Linked DNA regions of Homo sapiens: region 2 is linked to region 1. A link is a loop called in an ENCODE intact Hi-C map of the cell type or tissue named here. Cell type or tissue: chondrocyte. All regions are shown on one strand. Each heading gives the region's core, and the rest is flanking DNA. Links, peaks and the distances in the headings are about the cores only.

Evidence for each region. Peaks named below come from ENCODE experiments on the same cell type or tissue, not always from the same donor. Only the 100,000 strongest peaks of a DNase experiment are listed, where the experiment ranks them.
Region 2: it touches region 1 in a loop (2.2-fold over the local background); 5 of 110 quality-filtered maps call a loop at or near these places.

Annotation. Positions count from the first base shown.
Region 1 is chr19:36,892,094-36,899,496 of GRCh38, forward strand. It overlaps ZNF829 (zinc finger protein 829), which reads right to left. Exons shown (of 6, transcript NM_001037232.4): 6 at 1-378. It also overlaps a transcript of ZNF345 not described here. Among named protein-coding and RNA genes, the nearest start is that of ZNF829, 20 kb to the right of the region's middle. RefSeq lists an enhancer at 1-533. In chondrocyte, for the core only: no CTCF peak of the experiment used is centred there; no DNase peak of the experiment used is centred there.
Region 2 is chr19:36,742,143-36,747,221 of GRCh38, forward strand. ZNF850 (zinc finger protein 850) reads right to left here. Exons shown (of 5, transcript NM_001193552.2): 5 at 1,338-5,079. Among named protein-coding and RNA genes, the nearest start is that of ZNF850, 28 kb to the right of the region's middle. In chondrocyte, for the core only: no CTCF peak of the experiment used is centred there; no DNase peak of the experiment used is centred there.

The sequences.
Region 1 (7,403 bases), core at 1,021-6,020:
TCCTCTGATGTTGAGAAAAATATGAACTACAACTAAAAGCCTTGCCACATTCCTTACATTCATAGGGTTTTTTACCAGTGTGAATCCTCTGATGTCGAGTAACGAGTGAGCCACGACTAAAGGACTTCCCATACTCCTTAGATTCATAGTGTTTTTCACCAAAATGAATTCTCTGATGTTGGATAAATTGTGAGTTTTGATTAAAGGTCTTTCCACATATCTTACATTCCCATGGTTTCTCTTCACTCATAGTTTTTTGAGGTGGAATAAGAAATGTGGGCTGAATAAAAGTAGACATGTCTTCACGGGTAATTATTACTTGACTGAAATGTCTCTTCTTTAGAGATAATATTTTGGTCTCACACATTGATTCCAGATCTGAAAGAAAATACAAAGGCAAATAAATTTTCCTATTCTGGGCAAGTTAAAACTTCTAAAAAAGAAATGGGAGAATTAAACTGAAAAGAATATCTGAGAAATTACACAGTTTTCAAAGGTGGAGAGGCAATCTGTAAAACTGACAAGAAAAGCACAGACATTAGGAGAGGTAATAAAAGAAGCTGAGGATGTGGATTCAGAAAGTAGATGACCTCTATGATCCTCAAATTTTGGTCTGAACCAGAGTCACCTTAAGCCTTGGTGAATACACAGTGTTCAGCACCATCCTCCATATTATAGAGAGATTCTAATTAAAAAAAAAAAATTTTTTTTGCCCCCACCCCAGATCCCCCACAGGCGCTGCCTGAGACCCAGCTCTGTGTCTCCTCGTCGTACAGCTTGTGGAGCTCCGACTGCAAGGCCATCAGCATGCCCAGGCAGGGGTTAAGCTGGAGGGCCATGGAGGAGGACAGGCCAGCAGGATGCCGCTTCTGCTCCAGGGCATGCACCATGCGTGAGATATTCTAATTATATACACGTTCATAAACATATGCTCACATGCACAGAGTATGATACTGTATGTTTTGCAATTCGTAGATAACTGTCAGACCTACATGAAAGGACTGTTAAGAATAACAAATGTGTTGAAAGGTTTAAATGTCGGGGGCGGGTGGAGTTCAGTGACTGTGCAATGGTATACTGGCAAATCACCAGCCTCCGACAAATCTAATATGCTGAACACAACTGGTGGGAAGAGTAGACAGGTACATCTCTTCTGTGCATACAGCATGATATGGGCTAGGAACTCACTGAAAATAATTTGCTCTGGAATTCTGTGATGTTGACCTTGGGAGAAAGAAATGAATAATTCAAGTCATAGCAGTGATTGAGAAGGAAGGTGGCTCAAGTTTGAGACACAAGAGAGTTAAGATAGGATGAAATGTACTCTATGAGAAGAATGGAACTCCATGTCAACATATAAACAGTGAGCCCCAGTTCTATGCTTTAAGGCAACCTCTGAGCCCTCTTTTCCTTGTTTATTAAAATGGGACTGACACTTAACTTATGATTGCTAAAAAGATGAGGAATAACGTATATAAATAATCTGATATAAAGTAAGCACTCAGTATTGGTAGCTATTATTATGAAAAAATGTCATAGCAAAAACAGATATTGGGCAAATAAAATGGCTTGAAGACATCAAAATAAAGCCAGCTAGACTATCTTAAGTATTCCCTCCACACAATCATTGGCCAAACTTAGTCTGGGTGAGTCCCTAAAAATCTCTTAAAGTTGTCCTCATTTAATTACTGAATCCCCTCTTTCCTAGACCACTACAGGAATCTCCTAATGGTTTCCCCAGTATGTTCTAGCACCCTCTAATCCATTCAGCACCTGGTGTGATATTTGGTCTCACTTTGCCCTCCTGAAAATCTAAACTCCTTGGTAATTACCAAGAAGACTCCAATAATGAGGCTCTTGCCTACCTCTACAACCTTGTGTTATACTCCACTTCCACTTGCTCAAGAAGCCCCAGTCCTTCAAGCACCTCAAGTTCTCCCTGCCCCTCAGGGCCTTCCCACATGGATCTCCCCTTTACCTGGCATACCCCTCATCCTATCACCATTGTTGGCCCTGCTAACAATGAGAAAAGCCTCATCACAGCTTCCACTAACAACCAAGCCCTAAGCCACTGAGGAACTCACAGACACTGCTGACACTGATTGCAGCCAGAGAAATCATATGGAGATTATACCACTGCATCCACCTATAACAAAGCCAAAGCAACCTACCCAACCAACACTATAAATACATCTACAGGAAAAAGGTTTTCCTTATGAAAACAAATCCATAAAATTGGAAAAAATGACCATAACAAGAAATACACAGATATCAATGTAAGGATAAAAGAAACACGAAAAAGCATGGAACCATGACATCTCCAAAGTAATACAATAATGCTCCAGCAACAGATTCCAACAAACAAGAAATCTATCAAGTGCCTGAAAAAGAATTCAAAATAATGATATTAAAGAAGCTCAGTGGGAAACAATAGAACATGGATAAAAACCAAAAGAATCAGAAAAAACAATTCATGATCTGAATGAGAAATTCAGCAGATAGATATCATGAAAAAGAACCAAACAGAAGTCCTGAAACTGACAAATTTCAATGAATGAAATAAAAAACACAATTGAGAGCTTCAACAATAGACTAGATCAAGCAGAAGAAAGAATTTCTGAACTTGAGGACAGGGTTTTTTAAAAGAATCCAGGAAGAAAAAGTAAAAAATAATAATTTTTAAAACTGAAAAAAGCTTAGATGACATATGGGACATCATAAAGCAACCAAATATTCAAATTTTGGGTATTCTAGGAGAAGAGATGGGCAAAGGCATAAAAACCTATTTAACAAAATAACTGAAAACTTTCCAAGTCTTGTAAGCAATATAGACATCCTGATACAGAAGGCTCAATGATGCCCAAATAGATTCAATCCAAAAAGGTTTTCCAAGGCCCATTACAGTCAAACTGTCAAAAGTCAAAGACAGAGAATTCTAAAAAAAGCAAGAGAAAGGCATCAAGTCACATATAAGGGAACCCTCAGGCGTCAAGTCACATACAAGGGAACCCTCATCAGAACTAGTAGCAGATACCTTGGCAGAAACCTTCCATGCCAGGAAAGAATGGGATGATATATTCAAAGTGCTAAAAAAACACTGTCAGCCAAGAATACTGTACCTAGCAAAGCCATCCTTCAAAAATGAAGGAGAAAGTTTTTCCCAGAGAAAATGTATCACAACTAGGGTGGCCCGATCAAAAATGGCAAAGGGTGTCCTACATCTGGAAGTAAAAGACATATCTACCATCATTAAACAAATGAAAATAAGAAGCTCACTGGTAGAGCAGATACACAAATGGAAAGAGAAAGGACTCAGATGTAACCATTACATAAAACCACCAAACCAAATGATAAGAGGAAAGAAAAAGGATATAAAACAACCATAAAAAATTAACAGATTAGGAATAAATCCTCACCTATTAATAATAACCTTGAATGTAAACAGTCAAATTCCCCACTTAAAAGATACAGTCTGGTTGAATGGATAAAATAAATATGACTCACCTATATACTGGCTGTGAGAAACTCACTTTATATATAAAATCATAGACTGAAAGTGAAGAGATGAAAAAAAAATACTGCACACAAACAAACCAAAAGCAAGTGAGAGTAGCCATACTTAAATAAAACAGACATTAAGTAAAAAACTGCAAAAGAAGCAAAGAAGGTCATTATATAATGATAAATGGGTCAATTCAGCCAGAGGATATAAAGTTCTAAATTTATAGGCACTCAACACTGCAGCACCCAGATATATAAGCAAATATTATTAGATCTAAAAAGAGAGATAGGGCTGGGCATGGTGGCTCATGCCTGTAATCCCAACACTTTGGGAGGCCAAGGCGGGAGGATCACTTGAGGTCAGGAGTTCGAGACCAGCCTTCCCAACATGACGAAACCCTGTCTCTACTAAAAATACAAAAATTAGCTGGGTGTGGCCAGGCGCGGTGGCTCATGCCTGTAATCCCAGCACTTTGGGAGGCTGAGGCAGGCAGATCACGAGGTCAGGAGATTGAGACCATCCTGGCTAACATGGTGAAACCTCGTCTCTACTAAAAATACAAAAAATTAGCCAGGCATGGTGGCAGGCACCTGTAGTCCCACCTACTCGGGAGGCTGAGGCAGGAGAATGGTGTGAACCTGGGAGACGGAGCCTGAAGTGAGCCGGGTTCGCACCACTGCACTCCAGCTTGGGTGACAGAGCAAGACTGTCAAAAAAAAAAAAAGAAAGAAAAAAAAATTAGCTGGGCGTGGTGGCATGCACCTGTAATCCGAGCTACTCAGGAGGCTGAGGCAGGAGAATTGCTTGAACCTGGGAGGCAGAGGTTGCAGTGAGCCAATATTGTGCCACTGCACTCCAGCCTGGGCGACGGAACTAGACTCTGTCTCAAAAAAACAACAACAAAAAAAGGTAGACTCCCATAAAATAATAGTACGGGATTTGAACATCCCACTCTCAGCATTAGACAGTTCATCTAGATAGAAAATCAACAGCTTTGGATTTAAACTGGATATTAGACCAAATGGACCTACCAGACACTAACTGAACATTTTATCCAACAGCTGCAGAATACACATTGTTCCTATCAGCACATGGAACATCCTCCAGGAAGAGACCATACGTTAGGCCATAAGACAAGTTATAACTAATTTTTAAAAATTGAAATCATATCAAGTATCTTCTCAGACTACACTAGAATAAAACTAGAAATCAATAACAAAAACTTTGTAAACCACACAAATAAATGGAAATTTAAACAATGTGCTTGCTCATGAATGCCCATTGGGTCAATTAAGAAATTAAAGATCATCAAAGACTACTACAGGCAACTATATGCTAACAAATCAGATAACCTAGAGGAAACAGAAAAATTCCTGGATACATGAAAACCTACCAAGACTGAACCAGGAAGAAACAGAGCAGAAGAACCTGAGCAGACCAATAACGAGTAATGAGATTGAAGCAATAGTAAAATGTCTCCCAACAAAAAAAGCCCAAGACTAAAGGGCTTTACTGCTGAATCCTACCAAAATTACAAATAACTAACCTCAGTTTTTCTCAAACTATTCCAAAAAATGGAAGAGAAGTTAATTCTTCCTAATCCATTCTACAAGGCCAGCATTACCCTGATACCAAAACCAGAGAAGGACACAACAACAACAACAAAAAGAGGTGATATCCCTCATGAACATAGACACAAAACCCCTCAATGAAATACTAGCAAATGAAATCCAATAATACAACAACAAGATAATATACAACGATTAAGTGAGATTTTTCCTGAAAAGTGCAAGGATGGCTCAACATAAGCAAATCAATAAACATGATGTATCAGATCAACAGGATGAGGGATAAAAACCATATGATCAGCTCAATAGATGCAGAGAAACATCTGATAAACTTCAACGTCTCTTCATTATAAAAACCTCTCAACGATTAGGCATTAAAAAACATAACATAATAAAGACCATATATGACAAACGTACAGCTAACACCATACTGAATGGGGAAAAGCCGAAAGCTTTTCCTCTAAGAACTGGAACAAGATAAAGAAGCCCACATTCACCACTATTATTCAATATAGTACTGGAAGTCCTATCCAGAGCAATCAGGCAAGAGAAAGAAATAAAAGGCATCCAGATTGGATAATAGAAAGTCACACTGTCCCTTTACAGATGACATGATCTTACATATATTTAAAAACCTAAAGATGCCACCAGAAATTCTTGGAACTGATCAATGAAATCAGTAAAGTTGCAAGATACAAAATCAATATACAAAAATAAGTAGTACGCTGGGCACGGTGGCTCACGCCTATAATCCCAGCAGTTTGGAAGGCCGAGGTGGGTGGATCACTTGAGGTCACGAGTTTGAGACCAGCCTGGCCAACATGGTGAAACCTTGTCTTGACTAAAAATACAAAAATTGGCCAGGTGTGGTGGCAGGCACCTGTGGTCCCACCTACGTGGGAGGCTGAGGCAGAACTGCTTGAACCCAGGAGGTGGAAGCTGCAGAGAGCTGAGATCATGCCATTGCACTCCTCCAGCCTGGGAGACAGAGCAAAACTCTGTCTCAAAAAGGGAAAAAAAAAGGATTTCTATACATCCACAATAATGAATTAGCTGAAAAAGAAATCAAGAAAACAATCCCATTTATTAATATAATAGCTACAAAAAACAACCTAGAAATAAATTTAACCATGAAGTGAAAGACCTCTGTAAGGAAAACTACAAAACACAGACAAAAGAAATTGAAGACAACAAACAAATAAAAAGATATTTGCATGCTTATGCACTGGAAGAACTATTGTTAAAATGAACATACTTCCCAAAGCAATCTACAGATTCAATGCAATCTACAGATTCAATGCAATCCCGACTGAAATGCCAGTCAGTTTTTACATGAACAGGAAAAAAAATCCTAAAATTTGTAGGAAACCATAAAAAATGCCAAATAGCCAATGCAATCTGTAGCGAAAGAACAAAAGTGGAAGAATCAAACTTCAAAATATACTACAAAGCTGTCGTAACCAAAACAGCATGGTACTGTCATAAAAATAGACCCAAAGACCAATGGAACAGAAGAGAGAACCCACAAATAAATCCATGTATTTATAGTCAACTGATGGTTGACAAAGGTGCCAAGAACAGACATAGGGAAAAGGACACGCTGTTCAATAAATGGTGCTGGGAAAACTGGTTATCCATATAGTGAAGAATGAAACTAGACTGTATCTCTCACCATATACAAAAATAAACTCAAAATGAATTAAATACTTAACTATAAGACCCCAAATTATAAAACTACTGCAGGAAAACATAGGGGAAACACTTCAGAAGAATAGGCAAATATATTTTAGATAAGACCTCAAAGATATTTTCAATAAGGGGCAACAACAAAAAAATAGACAAATTGGACTATATTGAACTAAAATGCTTCTGCACAGCAAAGGAAACAATCAGCAGAGTGAAGAGACCTGTAGAATGGGAGAAAATATTTGCAAACTCTTCACCTGAGAAGGGACTAATATCCAGAATTAACAAGGAAGCAAAAAAACTTAATAGCAGTGCCATAGCGGCTCATAACTGTAATCCCAGCACATTGGGAGGCCAAGTCAGGAGGATCACTTGAGGCCAGGAGTTCAAGACCAGCCTGGGGAACATAGGGAGACCCCCCCCGATCTCTATAAACAGTTTTAAAATTAGCTAGGTATAGTGGCATGCACCTGCAGTCTTAGCTACTTAGGAGGCTGAGGTGGTAGAATCACTTGAGCCTGGGAGTTCAAGGATGCGGTGAGCTGTGATCAGGCCACTGCACTCCAGTCTGGCTGACAGTGAAACTCTCTCACATACACAAAAAATGACACTGGGTACATTCTATTAGTAAAAGAAAAAAAAATACA
Region 2 (5,079 bases), core at 80-5,079, 150 kb before region 1:
TTGGGAGTTCCAGACCAGCCTGACCAACATGGAGAAAACCCATCTCTGTTAAAAATACAAAATTAGCCAGGTGTGGTGGCGCATGCCTGTAATCCCAGCTACTTGGGAGGCTGAGGCAGGAGAATCACTTGAACCTGGGAGGCGGAGGTTGCGGTAAGCCAAGTTCGCGCCATTGCACTCTACCCTGGGCAACAAGACCAAAATTCCATCTCAAAAAAAAAAAAAAAAGAAGAAGCAGATCTGCAGTTGAAGCAAGCTGTGAATAAGCAGGGAGGGAAGGACCGACTGCAAAGGGACATGAGGGGACTTTTTGGGATGATGGAAACATCCTCTATGATTGTGATGGTAGCTAAACAAATACCGATATCAACATTAATCAAGTTGTTCATTTCAAAGTATGAATTGTAATCTATGTAAATTATACCTCAACCAACTTAACAAAAATATAACAAGTCTTGAGGTCTTGTCTTTGAATAGTGGAAGATACAATCTCTGGCTAAATATAGGCCCAAGTGGTTTTATTTATAGCTTGACATAGTTCCTTTATTAAAATTTGTTTTTGTTTTTTGAGACAGTCTTGCTCTGTCACCCAGGCTGGAGTGCAGTGGCGAGATCTTGGTTCACTGCAACCTCCACCTCCTGGGTTCAAGCGATTCTCCTGCCTCAGCATCCCAAGTAGCTGGGATTACAGGCGCCCACCACCATGTCTGGCTAATTTTTGTATTTTTAGTAGAGGTGGGGTTTCACCATGGTGGCCAGGCTGTTCTTGAACTCCTGATCTCAAATGGTCCACCCACCTCGGCTTCCCAAAGTGCTGGGATTACAGGTGTGAGCCACCATGCCCAGCTAAAAATTGTTTTAATTAACAAAACCATAAACGTACAGCAATCATCCTTAATGGCGAACATTAAAAATATTTCCTTGGCCAGGAACAATGGCTCACACCTGTAATCCCAGCACTTCAGGAGGCCAAGGACGGCAGATGGCTTGAGCCCAGAAGTTCGACAGTGGCCTCGACAACACGGCAAAACCCCATCTCTGCAAATACAAAAATGAGCCGGGCATGGCAGTGCACACCTGTAGTCCCAGGTACTTGGGAGGCTGAGGTGGAAGGACTGATTGAGCCTGGGAGGTTGGGGCTGCAGTGAGCAGTGATCATGCCACTGCCCTCAAGCCTGGTGACAGAGTGAGACCCTGTCTCAAAAAAAAAAAACACCAAAAAAAAAAAAAACCTCACTTAAAGAAAGGGTCAAGTGAGGAAACTAGTTAGTGCTGTAGACATTCATATTACACATATGATCCAAGCTACAAGTATAAATTAAGAAATAAGGCATATAGAAAGGAATAGGCAAATACTTTTATTTACAAATAATACCAACATCTCTTTAGACAATTCAATCTCATGAAGAAACCATTTCATCTACTAAAGTAGTTCATCAATGTTACAATCCTTAGACAAAAACCAACAGTTTAGTACATAGTAATAGTAATCAATTACACAACAGAAAAAATATCCCAATCATATTATAAACAAAAGCCATTAAGTATCTAGAAATAAGTAAAACAAGAAATGTGTACACTTTTATGCTAAAAATATAAAGACTTACTAAAGCACATAAAAGAATACCTACTGAAATAAAGACACACCAGGTACAAGAGAAAAACTCAATGTCGTAAAGATGTCAATAATGATTCTTTTCTTTCTAATACTATGGCAGAGGAGAAATATTGAAACTCCTCTATTAAAAGGATTTACCGGCCGGGCACGTGGATCCTGCCTGTAATCCCAGCACTTTGGGAGGCCGAGGCAGTCAGATCACCTGAGGTCTGGAGTTCAAGCCCAGCCTCAACATGGAGAAACCCTGTCTCTATTAAAAATACAAAATTAGCCGGGCGTGGTGGTGCATGCCTGTAATCCCAGCTACTCAGGAGGCTGAGGCAGGAGAATTGTTTAAACCTGGGAGGCAGAGGTTGCGGTAAGCCGAGATCGTGCCATTGCACTCCAGCCTGGGCAACAATAGCAAAACTCCCGTCTCAAAAAAAAAAAAAAGGATTTACCCCAAATAGATCATCTTTGGTCAATAAGAATATACAGGTGATCTTTCTGTCTTCATTGTGCTTTTCTCTGCTCTTTAAAAAATTCTACTTTTTTCATAAAAAGAGTTAATTTTTAAAAGTGAAAAGTAAAAACGTTAAGAGTATTGGCTGAACACAGTGGCTCACACCTGTAATCCCAGCACCTAGGAGGCTGAGGTGCTAGGACCAATTGAGCCCAAGAGTTCAAGACCAGCCTGGACAACATGGTGAAACCCTGTCTCTACAAAAGATACAAAAATTAGCTAGGTGTGGTGGTGTGCGCCTGTAGTCCTTGCTACTCGGGAGGCTGAGGTGGGGGATCGATTGAGCCCGGGAAGTTGAGGCTGCAGTGAGCCAAGATTGTGGCATTGCACTCCAGCCTGGGCAACACAGCAAAAACCTGTCACACATGAAAAAGACAACTGTGAACTGTAAAAAGCACTCCTCCATCTTCACCCTCTCTGTATATATTTATGTTTAAATATCTCCAAGGAAGCAGTTACAAAAACATGGAGAATAATAAATGACAGAGTAAGAATTTGAGAACAAACATTTGATTTGTTTCCATAAATTGAGACAAACCTCAACTGACTACAAATTGAGACAAAAGAATCAATTGAGCCGGGCGGGGTGGCTCACGCCTGTAATCCCAGCACTTTGGGAGGCCGAGGTGGGCGGGTCATGAGGTCAGGAGATTGAGACCATCCTGGCTAACATGGTGAAATTCCGTCTCTACTACAAATACAAAAAATTAGCCAGGCGTGGTGGCGGGCACCTGTAGTCACAGCTACTAGGGAGGCTGAGGCAGGAGAATGGCGTGAACCTGGGAGGTGGAGCTTGCAGTGAGTCGAGATCACGCCACTGCACTCCAGCCTGGGCGACAGAACGAGACTGTCTCAAAAAAAATCAATTGAGACAAAGCCTCAATTGATTAACCTTAAAATAACCTTCTTAAAAGATATGTGTGTGTGTGTGTGTGTATATAAATCATCCATAAGCATATTAGTAAAAGTACAAATCAACAGATATGTTTTAGAGAAGTGTTAAATTTTTTAAACGCAAGTGTAATTTAAATAGAATGAAATACAACAATCCGAAGTGCATAGACGATGAGGTAAGATTTTTTTCATCAACTTTATTGAAGTGTAATTTACATATAATAAAATGCAACCATATGTCTACATTCATGCAAATACCACCTTGTAAGAAATGCCTTTCCTGACTACCTTATCTAAATTAGTCCTGCCCAGAGTTCAGAGACCAGCCTGACCAACATGGAGAAACCCCGTCTCTACTAAATAATACAAAAATTAGTCGGGCATGGTGGAGCATGCCTGTAATCCCAGTTACTCAGGAGGCTGAGTCAAGAGAATCGCTTGAACCTGGGAGGCGGAGGTTGCAGTGAGCCAAGATCGTGCCATTGCACTCCAGCCTGGGCAACAAGAGCAAAACTCCATCTCAAAAAAAAAAAAAAGAAAAAAGAAAAAGAAAGTCCCAGGTGCAGTGGCTCATGATTGTAATCCCAGCACTTTGAGAGGACAAGGTGGGCCATTCTTTATATTCATAAGGTGGGAAGATTGCTTGAAGACAGGAATTCAAGACCAGCCTGGGTAACAAAGCAAGACTCCAACTCTACTGAAATAAAAAATAAAAACTTAGCTGGGTGTCATGGTGCTGCTGGGAGTATAGCAGTGAGGACGACCAGAGGTCACTCTTGTCACCATCTTGGATTTGGCCGACTTCTTTACTGCAAGATGTTTTCTCAGCAAGGTCTTTATGACCTGTATCTTATGCTGACCTCATATCTCATCTTGTGACTTAGAATGACTTATCTGTCTAGGAATGCAGTCCAGTAGGTTTCAGTGTTACTTTACACAGCTCCTATTCAAGAAGAAGTTGCTCTGGTTTACACGCCTCTGACGTAACCATGCAGTGAACAAGTCTATTGGCTCCATTTATTCACCAGCATGTGCTCACTTTGTATCTGTGTCATATTTGGATGATCCCAACAATATTTCAACTTTCTCATTGTTGTTATATCTGTTATGGTGGCCTATGATTATCTTAGGCACCACTACTTGTTTTAGGGCATCACAAACTGTGTCCATATAAGACAGCAAACTTAATTGATAAACATGGTGTGTGTTCTGACTACAAACTTAATTGATAAACACTGTGTGTGTTCTGACTGCTCCACTGACTGGCTCACTGCAACATCCGCCTCCCAGGTTCAAGCGATTCTCCAGCCTTGCCTCCTGAATAGCTGGGATTACAGGCATATGCCACCATGTCTGGCTGATTTTGTATTTTTAGTAGAGATGGGGTTTCAACATGTTGGCCAGGCTGGTCTTGAACTCTTAACCTCAGGTGATCCACCCACCTCAGCCTCCGAAAGTGCTGGCATTACAGGCGTGAGCCACCACGCCCGGCTTGGAATTTCTAATATAAATTGCCCACTGGATCCAAAGGAGAAGGTGCGCACAGACTTTAGTTTTGCTTGCTTTCTTTCCAGCAAGGACTTTCTTAGCCACCTTTGCAGTTATGGGCTAAAGTAGACAGGGAAATAGACAGGGAAGGCGAAGCTTAAAACAAAGTCAGTAGTCAAACATGAAAAATATAGTCACACTTATTTATTATAAAAAAACTATTACTAGCCAGGCGTGGTGGCTCACACCTGTAATCCCAGCACTTTGGGAGGCCGAGGTAGGGGGATCACGAGGTCAAAAGTTTGAGACCACCCTGACCAACACAGTGAAACCCCGTCTCTACTAAAAATACAAAAATTAGCCAAGCATGGTGGTGCATGCCTGTAATCTGAGCTACTCAGGAGGCAGAGGCAGGAGAATCACTTGAACCCAGGAGGCAGAGGTTGCAGTGAGCCAAGATAGCACCACTGCACTCCAGCCTGGGCAACAGAGCAAGACTCTGTCTCAAAACAAAACAAACAAACAAAAAATACACAAAAACAACTATTGCCATCAACATTTTATCAATTAGTAATTT